Regions from separate parts of the Homo sapiens genome. Here region 1 is linked to region 2. A link is a contact called in ENCODE Hi-C or POLR2A ChIA-PET data. All regions are on one chromosome and are shown on one strand. Each heading gives the region's core, a stretch centred on a gene start or an enhancer-like site at or near the end of the contact. The rest is flanking DNA. Distances are from core to core; before and after follow the strand shown.

The links. Hi-C counts contacts between places; a loop is a spot of excess contacts on that map. ChIA-PET counts read pairs that join two places held with the same protein, here RNA polymerase II (POLR2A). Pooled maps may share reads with other maps.
Region 1: a pooled map shows a loop between it and region 2 (4-fold over the local background). The contact joins the enhancer-like site here to the promoter of GPR45 in region 2. A Hi-C loop is called at or near these places in 4 of 37 single-sample maps with no recorded cell type and 8 of 50 pooled maps. POLR2A ChIA-PET finds 5 or more read pairs at or near these places in 1 of 52 experiments (endothelial cell of umbilical vein).

The regions. Positions count from the first base shown.
Region 1 is chr2:104,973,883-104,979,351 of GRCh38, reverse strand. The region is part of intron 1 of MRPS9-AS2 (MRPS9 antisense RNA 2); the gene reads left to right. Among named protein-coding and RNA genes, the nearest start is that of MRPS9, 61 kb to the left of the region's middle. RefSeq lists an enhancer at 2,187-2,481. Within about 2 kb of position 2,575, at least 3 of the 41 ENCODE cell types and tissues checked have a DNase peak (open chromatin) inside an H3K27ac peak, as active enhancers do.
Region 2 is chr2:105,238,223-105,243,495 of GRCh38, reverse strand. It overlaps GPR45 (G protein-coupled receptor 45), which reads right to left and starts at 1,753. Exons shown (of 1, transcript NM_007227.3): 1 at 29-1,753. The coding sequence starts at 1,637. The coding sequence ends at 519.

The DNA of each region.
Region 1 (5,469 bases), core at 1,326-3,825, 260 kb after region 2:
ATTGGGCTACCCAGAGATGAGATCACAGAGGGCCTTGTAATTTTTGCTAACCAATTTTTTATTTTACTGTAAGTGAAATGGAAACTTCTGAAAGCTTTTCGATAAGGAAAGGGCATGGCCCCATTTGAGTTCCTAAAGACTAACTCTGCCTGCTTTTTGGAGAATAGATTGAAAGGGGATAGGAATAGGATTGGAAAGACCAGCATGATGGTTAATTTTATGTGTCCACTTGACTGGGCTAAGGAATAGCCAGATAGCTGGTAGTATATCATTTGGGGGTGTACCAGTGAGGGTGTTTCCAGAAGAGATTAGCATTTGAATCCACAGACGGAGCAACAAAGATTTGTTCTCACCAATGTGGATGGGCATCATCCAACCCATTCAGAGCCTGAACAAAACAAAAACACATTCCAAATCACTCTTTTTTTGAGGTGAGACATCCAGCTTCTTCTGTCCTCAGAAACAAGAGATCCTGGTTTGGGGGCCTTCAGATTCAGACTGGGGCTTACACCACTGACTCTCCTGCTTCTCAGGACTTGGGCTTAAATTGGAACTGCACCACCAGCTTTCCTGGTTCTCTAATTTGCAAATGGCAGATCGTGGGACTTCTCAACCCCCATAATAGCATGATCCAAACTTTTACAATAAATCTCTCTCTCTCTCTCTCTCTCTCTCTCTCTCTATATATATATATATATATATATATATATATATATCCTATTGATTATACTCTTATTGACTTTATATATATATATCCTCTCTGTATATATATAGAGAGAGAGAGATATCTCTCTCTATATATATGTATATCCTATTGATTATACTCCTATTGATTTTATATATATATAATCCTCTATGTCTCTCTATATATGTAGAAATAGATAAACATCTCCTCTCTCTCTCTCTCCATATATATATATATATATATACATACACACACATGCACACACACAAAGAGAGAGACATATAGATAGATAGATAGACAGATGGATATAGCGAGAGACATATATACATCTTCTATTGATTCTGTTTCTCTGGAAGACCCTAACTAATACAACCAGGTGAAGGATGACTGCAGAAGTCCAGGCAAGAATCATGACAGCATGGATGGAGGTGTTGCTGTAGAAATGGAGAGAAGGCTTAGGGCTACACATATGTTTAGGCATGACCAACTAGAAGTGAGTCAGAATAGAAGTGAGTCAGGAACTTCATAAGTTCCTGCAGCATCTCCTCTACAGAATTTGGCTGAGGAGGTATGCAGTACATTCATTGCTAGCATGCTAATTAGAGGAGAGACACCAGGCATCAGTCTGGTCATCCAAATAGTGAGTAAGGAAATAAGCTCCTTCCTTTTGGATAAGCCATTGTTCATGGGAACCATTGCCCTCATGATTATTTCTTTTCAGAACAGGTGCACACAGACAATGCCTTTTATTTTGTTGGTAGATCCCTTTCTATTGGCACTGCTTCCAACTGCTCTGTTAGCCTGGCTTACCTTTTGCCTTACACCTTTTCATGAGCCACCCATCTTTGAGTGCCATTTTCCATGCCAGCATATGTATGCCTATTTTCCCAGCAGCCCCCAGTGTGGCCCCCTTCCTCCTCACCATGTGTCAGGGTTCCCTTGCTGTATCTATTCTGAGAAGTCTGAAAAATTCTACGGTTAGAGTTTGGAGTTAAAAGGAAGGAGAAGATAGAGCGAGGCTGTGAAAATACCCTGCTAATAGTAGCAGAAATGTACATGAAAAACACTTACCGAGAGATGCCTTTTATAGCATCTACATTATTATACTAACAGAAGTAAATTGTATTTTGATTGTGGCCGGTTGAAAACCACATCCTCCATGTATGAAGTATATAATCAGCTTAATCAGTTGCTGATCCCAGGACAATTTCATCCCAGTGTATTGGGAGAGTGCAAATAACATAGAGTTTATTCCATTCTTCTTAGTAATTTAAATGTCACTTTGTTAAATGAACTCGAAGACAGATTTGCATTACTTGAATTCAGGGTTTCCAATAATAATGTAACACTTTTCCTTCTCCCAATACCAAAGCAATGGCTTAATATAAAAAGCAAGTGGTTAAATTCAAAACATTTTCCCACATGAGTGTCTTTTACTGCTATAATTTTTTTTTTGTTTTTGGTGTCAAATTTATTTTTAAAATCTTGCTAAAGATGCCAGTTATTAGGCGATTGTCTGTCAACTTCAAACCCACTTCTGTGTGGTTTTGTGTTGCTGGGGCTGGGACTCTGCAAACCACACTTTACCTTTCCAGTGGCTTCTCTGATCAACTCTGCCAATAGGCGGTGCTAGAGGGAAGTTGTGCTTTGGAGGTGGAAAGGGGGACCTGGCTCCTTCCTGTTTCCTTCCAGTTTGCTTCCTGTTCCTGCAGTGTCACTCCAGCCTCATCTCTTCATGCAGACAGCAGCAGTTCATTGCAGTAGTAACAGCCGGACCTAGTTTGCAGCTTTTCCAGCACTCAGAACCAGCTTCATCTCACCCTGTGAGAGATGCCTGCACCAGCCAGCTGGTGTCCCTCCTCAGAAGTCTGCATCCCAGCACTGTGGGGCCTCTTCTTCAAGCTTCTAAGCTTTAATAATCTCTACCTCTAGTCGTAGGGGAGGCAGCTGCTTCCTGCTACCTCTGTGATATCTTAGTGTTCCCTTTTTGCCTTTTCAGTTCCTCAATTTCTAGTTAACGGGTCTTTATGCTAAAAGGTCTCTGTTAAAATAGCTGGTGTGGCTTCAGTATCTTGGCTGGACACTAAATGATATACGAGGTACCATGAAGCCACTATGAATGACTGACACCTGTGTGACTTTCCAGCCTCTCTGAGAATTCTGAGCTGCATTAAACAAGACTTAGTGTTGCTGGGCTGTAAATGCCCCAGTTTCACGGTGATGAAGACCCACTATAGCCTAGTGCAATTGATACTGCTGAAAACCTCTGGTCCTGCCAAACATTGTTTTATGCAAAAGCCCATGCAATAGAGACATTTGGAGAAACAAGAGAAATCGAAGCCATAAAAGTAGCATTTGCCAGTTTTTCCAGCTGATGTCCACTGAGAATTCTTTATAGGAGATTAGAAGGATTTCTTTCCCTAAAGAGAGCTGATAAAATAAAAGAATTTTAAGTTCTGAGCTTGCATGCCTGTAGCTCAAAGCTGTCATTAGACTTCTTGTGGCCAGGGTGACAGTATGGTAGTCAGGGAACTACCCTCAGCTGTAAAGTCCTTTTATTCTTCATTTGCAAACACTCTGACAACAAAATGCTGAAAAGGAGCTTATAACAAAACCATGTAGGAGATAGCATGCCTGTGGGGTCAGAAGCCAGCGTTTCTGTTCCTGTAAGGCGGGTGATCTGGGGGAGTTATGTTCCAGCTTCCTCATCTCAAAAAACACAACGATAATTCCTGCCCTGGATAGCTCTTTTGAGAATTAAACAAAATAATATTTGCAATGAAGTGAGCCAGGGCTTGGTATCCAACAGGTGTGTGATGATGTGGGCAGCCTTTCCACTCCCACCAATGTCTGCTCTCTTAAGTCCCAGTTGGGCTAAGTACTCCTAAGTACCCCTAAGTCCCAGTTGGGCTAAGTACTCCAAACTACCCCTAAGTCCCAGTTGGGCTAAGTACTCCTAAGTACCCCTAAGTCCCAGTTGGGCTGACTACTCCTCAAAAGCAAAACCTGCCAGGTTGGTGTGAAAATGAGGTGCAGACTCCTGTCATGGGATAGGAGTCACAATTGTTTCTTGCTTTTAGTTTCTAGTTTAGTGCCACCTCCACCAACCTTCCACTTCCCCTCATTACCACGTCCACACTGTCATGGAACAAATAGAGCCAAGACACATGGTGTACAATTTATGTAGCTGCTTTCACGTTCTACCGACCCTGTTTTGTTTTGTTTTTGTTGTTGTTGTTGTTGTTGTTGTTTTTGAGACAGAGTCTTGCTCTGTCTTCCAGGCTGAGTGCAGTGGCGCGATCTTGGCTCCCTGCAAGCTCCGCCTCCCCAGTTCACGCCATTCTCCTGCCTCAGCCTCCCGAGTAGCTGGGACTACAGGACCACGCCACCACGCGTGGCTAATTTTTTGTATTTTTTTAGTAGAGACGGGGTTTCACCGTGTTAGCCAGGGTGGTCTCAATCTCCTGACCTCGTGATCCGTCCGCCTTGGCCTCCCAGAGTGCTGGGATTACAGGCGTGAGCCGCCGCGCCAGGCCCCGACTCTGTTTTGAATAGTTTGCCATTTCTTTGCTTCCTCTGGGACATTAGGGAGTTATGTTGGAGTGTGGCCGAGAGAATTTAAATCATGTGAAGCTTCTCTCTTGATGTAGCACTTGCTGTTCTATCTATATGGATGGAGACTCACTGCTTTGGGACCACAGAGATGTGGGCTCTGTAACCCCTCTAGGCATTTGAGAGGTCTCCAAGCCTCCCCAGATATCTTTGGTGTCGCCCAGAAAGGAAATGGGTCATTCCCTTCCCAGTCTAGTTCACTTAGTCCCAGAATGATTGAAACAAAACTGAAATCAAATCCATCTCCTACTTAAAAGCCTCAATGACTCCTCATTATCTACAGGATAATAGCTTAGCTGCCACTTAGTCTTCCAAGATGCCCCTTTCATTGAGCCATGTCTTCTGGTAGCCACTCCCTTGAATAGTGCCCTCAGCATTGAATCTGGGCTGGCAGAGAGGCTTTCAAGTCTAGGGCATGGGACTTCGCAGCTTCTGTCCTGTTCTTTGCAACTTCCACTTTGGAGAAGCCAGCTATCGTGAGAAAAGCCCAATTACCCTGATACCTCCATGCTGTGAGGAAGGCAGGGGTAGCCACGTGGAAGGCACAGAGGCTGCATGGAGATGGAGAGAAGCCAGCCGTCCCTCTGTTGCAGTCCAGCCTTCACATGACTCCAGCCCAGCCATCCACTAAGTGCATTTGTAGGAGACACCCCAGTGAGACCAGCAGAAGAACTTCCTGGTGGGACCCAGTCAGACAGTGGTTGAAGCTGGAACAGTGAGGAGCTGGAGCAGGTGGAGACCGGCCACATCCCTGTCTTCACGATGTCTCAGCTTCACCGTGTGTTCACCCCAGGTGGGCTACTTTGGGCTTCCGCCAAGCATGTGGTGGCTTCCAAGAGCAAGTGACCTAAGAAGCAGGAATTGGAAGTTGGCAGTTTCTTGGGCCTTCCCAGGCTTAGAAACCAACATGGCATCACTTCTGTCTTATTCTATCAGTCAATCAGTCACAAGATCCAGGCTCAAGGACAGGGGACTCAGACATGCTCTCTTGATGGGAGAAGTCTCAAAGAATTCAGAGACCACGTTACAAAGTGTTTCAGTCCGATCTCTGGCCAAAAATTACTTATAATTCTCTCATGTGCAAAATACACTCACCCTTTTTCTTCCTTGCACACATTCCTACCATTGCAGGCACCATACTGTTTTAATTAATCATTTACATGTTTGCCTGC
Region 2 (5,273 bases), core at 504-3,003:
ACATAAAGAACCTCATGTGAGTCCCCACACACCACAAACATCAATAGCTGAAGAACCCTGGTGTCAAACAAAATGAATGAACACCCAGGAGCTCACACCTACTGGGGTTTCTCAGGGTTTCTCTTGAGCAGGTGCAGAGAGGGCTCGCAGGGCAGGTTGAAGCTCTTGTGACTGACCAGTCCTCCTGCCCCACACTCAACCAGCTTCATTCCCTGTTGCCCTCCTCCTCCCTTTCTGCCCAACTTCTGCACTCCCCAGCCCACTCCATTTTTGACTTAATGACGTTGCAGTTCCCATCAGCCCCATATTTGGCTCTCTGCAAAGAGAAACAAAAATAATTCATCGTGCCAAAATTTGAAATTTGGGAGCTGCAGCTCATCTGATTACAAATGAGTACCTTTGTGCTTAAATTGCCACCACAAAGTGCAGACTATGACCAACATGCCAGGGAACAGAGCAGGACAGATCCACCCTGGGACTGGGGCTCAGCTGCCCCTTCTCTGTGGCCCCCTGACCCCCTAAACCGCAGACTGGTTTTCATTGCACACGTAGACTGTGCTTGGCTGGATTCTCCTTCGGATCCGCTCAGGCACTTTGGGGAGGATTTGGAAGGTCTGGGGCAGCAACTCTATGCAGGCCTCGCGGAATTTTTTGATTCTCCAGCAGTAGACGATGGGGTTGAAGACGGACTTGAGGTAACTGAGCCACAGGACGCAGGTGCTGGTGGCGTAGAAGGAGGAACCGCAGTAAAAGCGCTGGCTAAACACAGACAGGAGGCTGTAGACGGAGTGGGGCAGCCAGCAGAGGGAGAAGCCCACGAAGAGGATCAGGATGGTGGTGAAGGCCTTGGTCTTGAAGCTCAAGTCCACGCTGACCTGTTGCTGCCGCTGCAGGCGCCGCAGGCCCGCCCTGGTGAGCTGCCGCAGGTCCAGGCTGTCCGACTGGTTGTGCACGCGCACGGCGTTCTTGCGGACCGTGTTGAGGATGCACATGTAGGCGCACAGCATGACGCCAAAGGGCGCGAAGAACACGGCCACCACCAAGGTGACCACGTAGGCGCGGTCAGCGGGGAGCTCCGTGTAGCCCAGCACGCACTGTGGGGCCCGCGCCGGCACCTCCACCAGCGTCCAGCCCGTGAGCGAGGGCCCCGCGATGCAGAAGGACAGCACCCAGGAGACCGCGATGATCACCTTGGCCCTGCGCGGGTTCAGCTTGTCCTGGCGCTGGACGATGATGAGGAAGCGGTCCACGCTGATGATGAGCAGGATGGCCACGCCCTCCAGGACAAAAAACCAGTAGAGCGTGGCTGAGAGGCGGCAGAAGTGGTCCCCAAAGTGCCAGCGCACGGTGATGAGGGTGACGGCGGTGAAGGGCATGCAGCAGAGGGACAGCATGATGTCGGAGAAGGCCAGGGTGGCCAGCAGCAGGTTGATGGCCGAGCGCATAGCCGGCCTCTGGTACACGATGATGCAGACCACAGTGTTGCCCAGGAACCCCACCACGGTCATCAGCAGCATCACTATGGCCAAGGAGATCCTGAGGGGTGCGGGCAACTGGGTGGACCCCGAGTCTGAGGCGTTGCTGGTGTTCAGCAGCAGGTATGTGTAAGCCTCAAGGGACGTGCTGTTGCAGGCCATCGTGGAGAGACCCTTGGAGCTGGGACAGAAATGGCCGGGAGGGCTCCCCTCAGCACTTGGGTGGCTGCCATTCTTTGTCTGCTGGCTGCATCTTCCTGGATGTCTGTGGACCTCTGGGGCACTGGAATGGTCTTGGGGAGAAATGTCCGTCTTTGTGAGCACTAGCTGGGATTTGCGATTCATGGATCACATCCTAAGCATCTCTGTGGAGAGCGACTCTGTGCACAGCTTCGTGCTTGGACCCTCTGTAGTGGACAGCAAGCAAAAGTACAAAAGAGAAGGGGGTTAGAGTTTCCAAACGCGTTGAAGAAAGCACGCGTTTAAGCTTTACAGGTGTTTCTAAACAAGTTTATTTACCACGTGGGACAAAGCTTGATATTCACAAATACTGTCTGAGTCTTGTCAAGCAGCCCAGAAAAACCTAATCAGCTATCTTCTGAGGAAACTGAGGAAGTACACTTTGTAGTTAGTGTTTATGTAATAACTTGAGTTTTCAGCAACCTGTCGGAATGAAGCCTTGGTCTAGCCAACTAACGTTAGAATCCTGCTCCACAAGAGAAAGGTTTTGCTTGTTTCATTCTCTGCTATCTCCCAGTACTGACAACAGTGGCTGGCATGCAGTAAGTGTCCTTGTTGAGGACACTTGGATGCTTGTTGAGTAGATGAATAAGTGATAGTTGATGCTGCTGCTATAATATTTGTTTAGCTTTAAAAAACCCCACTTCATCGAGGAATGACTGACATGTCAAAAGCTGTACAAATTTACATCTCAATATACCAGAAACCCATCACCACCAAGGCCAAAAACATATCCCACTCCCCCTGCCAAAGCTCTCTCCTGCCATTTTTCTAGTATTATCATTTTGTTTTGGTGGTAAGAATACTTCACCTAAGATCTGCCCTCTTAGCAAATTTTAAGTATACATTTTTAAGTTTTAATTTTTTAAAAGAAATTGTAAGTCTGTTTGTTTAACTTTATTTGATAAGTGTAAATTCACATGGATAAGTGTAAATTCACATGGAGTTATAATAATAAATACTATGGTGAAATTCTGTGTGTCCTTCACCCAGTTTTCCCTAATGGTAACATCTTGGATAACTGTGGGGCTGCTATACTATTACTTCTGGAAGCACAGACTGGGAGAAGGGAACTTTCCCCAAAGGTAAGGCCTTTTAAAATACAATGTTAGCTGGGTGCAGTGGCTCATGCCTATAATCCCAGCACTTTGAGAGGCAGAGACAGGAGGATTGCTTGAGGCCAGGAGTTCAAGACCTGCCTGGGCAACATAGAGAGATCCCATCTCTACACACACAAAAAAATGAGCCAGGCTTCCATCTATAGTCCCTGCTACTCAGGAGGCCGAGGCAGGAGGATTGCTCAAGCACAGAAGTTCGAGGCTGTCGTGAGCTAAGAAGGTGTCACTGTACTCCAGCCTGGGTAACAGAGTGAGACCCTGTCTCTTAAAAAAAAAGTAAATGAAATGAGCTTTTATTCCTTACATTCTTGATAAACTTGCTTTCACTTTCAAAAAGATAAATATAATTTTAATTTTGTCTCACTGATGTGGCAAGAGTGTGTTCAGTAGCTCAGGTCTGAAGTCACATCGCCTGGGCTGGGGGAAATCCAGCCTGCGCCATTTATCCACCCTGGACATCTGGCTGTTGGATGCACCTCTTCTTGTAAGAAATTTCTCTTTTCTAAATTCCTTGTGGTCATTGTTACAGATAACTCACACTGAGAGGAATGTGGGCAATGTAAGAAGCCAGGAGGCCTCAGAGCAGGCTTAGAGGACCTGGGAGTGGCAGTGTCTTGGTGATGCTATACTTCAGTTTAGACCCAACCAATCCTTGGTCTTCCTTCCCAAACACACCCAGAATGGGTTCATCTCTCAGTGGTGGGCACCAGTATCCAAACTTTTTCTGAGCTATAAAAATCAGAAACCTGGTGTGTTAATTTATAAGTGGGAATTATCTCTCATTCAGACCAAAATTATGACCCTTCTTCATCTCAATTTTCTGATCTGTGAAATGGAGGTAATTACATATTTACCTCCAGAGTTGGTAAATATAATGTGCAATGTCTGGTAAAAGAAGGGCATTAATAAATTAACTCCATCTCCCTCACTGTTTCAAGTTTAGGGGTTTCTGTCTCTTGGATTAAACTGCAAATTTGTTCATGGCAGGAACCATGACATGCATGTAGGAAGCCCTAATGGATTAAGCTCCTCTTGGAGCACAGAATAAAGGACCACTGAGAAAAAACACAGTATCGTGCATCCATGTGCCTGTCAATCTTAGCCGATAGTGAATCCTTCATCTGCATTCCTCTCCATGCTATAAACTTAGATTTTCCCCACAATGATAGTTACAGAGAGTGATTTCATGCTTAATTAAAGGAACAAATAGTGCAAGGTATTTTTTTTAATGTATATGTCTTGTGGTTGAATCTGATTAAAATTCTTTTGGCTTCTGGACAACAACCTGTCTTAGGTATTTTAATTTAGCATTTTGGTCACAGTCCTGTTGTTAATATCTGAATCAACAGTGCTTTTATTACAAGGGACTAGGGCACTAAGATCTAAGTAAAAGGTAACAAGTGAACAAGAAATATTCTGCTGGTGTTCTTGGAGTAACAGCACTCACCGTCTCCAGCGACTTTCACGATGAGAAATGGGTGCCACAATATGAATTTAAAGCTGTGAAAGAAGCGAGCTGGGAACTGAACCGTTTCAAGGTATTTGTTTTAGTTCCTTTCCAAATGATCTCACCCTGGAACTGGGAGGCTGTGCAAGTGTCAGGAGGTAAATCTTCATCTCTGACTGAAGTGTGATTAATCAACTAAGGAAAGTGTGACCAGGCTGTGTGCTGCTGTGTGCCATGGTGTGGCTAGCTGTGCTCTGGCAGAGGCTTCAGTGAGCTGTGTCCACGCAAAAGATAGAAGGCGCTTTCAGCAAAGCGGACACGAGGCCACCCATGCATTGTGTTTACTGCAAGGTTTTCTAAAGCCTTCCCTCTGCATCCTCACGCCTGGCAAGAAGGCAGGGAAATTATGAAAGGGAAGCTCAGATACAGTCACGACAAGCCCCAGTTCAGCAAAGTAGTGACCAGTGGAGCCGAGACTGGAAGCTGAGACTCCAACAGAAAGATGGTTCTGTGGTGAGGACGGTGGCTTGGGGAGGATGACTTCACGTCTGTGACACTGACAAGCATAGGGAAAAGAAAAACCATCCTCCCACCCCCAAGCTACACCAGTTGAGGTACAGACAAATTTCAAACAAAATCCCACTCTGTTCTCCTTTCCCAGTAGATAAAGAATGGGCTTCTAAAAACTGACCTTCAGCGGGGCGCGGTGGCTCACGCCTGTAATCCCAACATGTTGGGAGGCCGAGGCAGGCGGATCACGAGGTCAGGAGATCGAGACCATCCTGGCTAACATGGTGAAACCCCGCCTGTACTAAAAATACAAAAAATTAGCCAGCCGTGGTGGCCGGCGCCTGTAGTCCCAGCTACTCGGGAGGCTGAGGCAGGAGAATGGCGTGAACCTGGGAGGCGGAGCTTGCAGTGAGCCGAGATCGCGCCACCGCACTCCAGCCTGGGCGACGGAGCGAGACTCCGTCTCAAAAAAAAAAAAAAAAA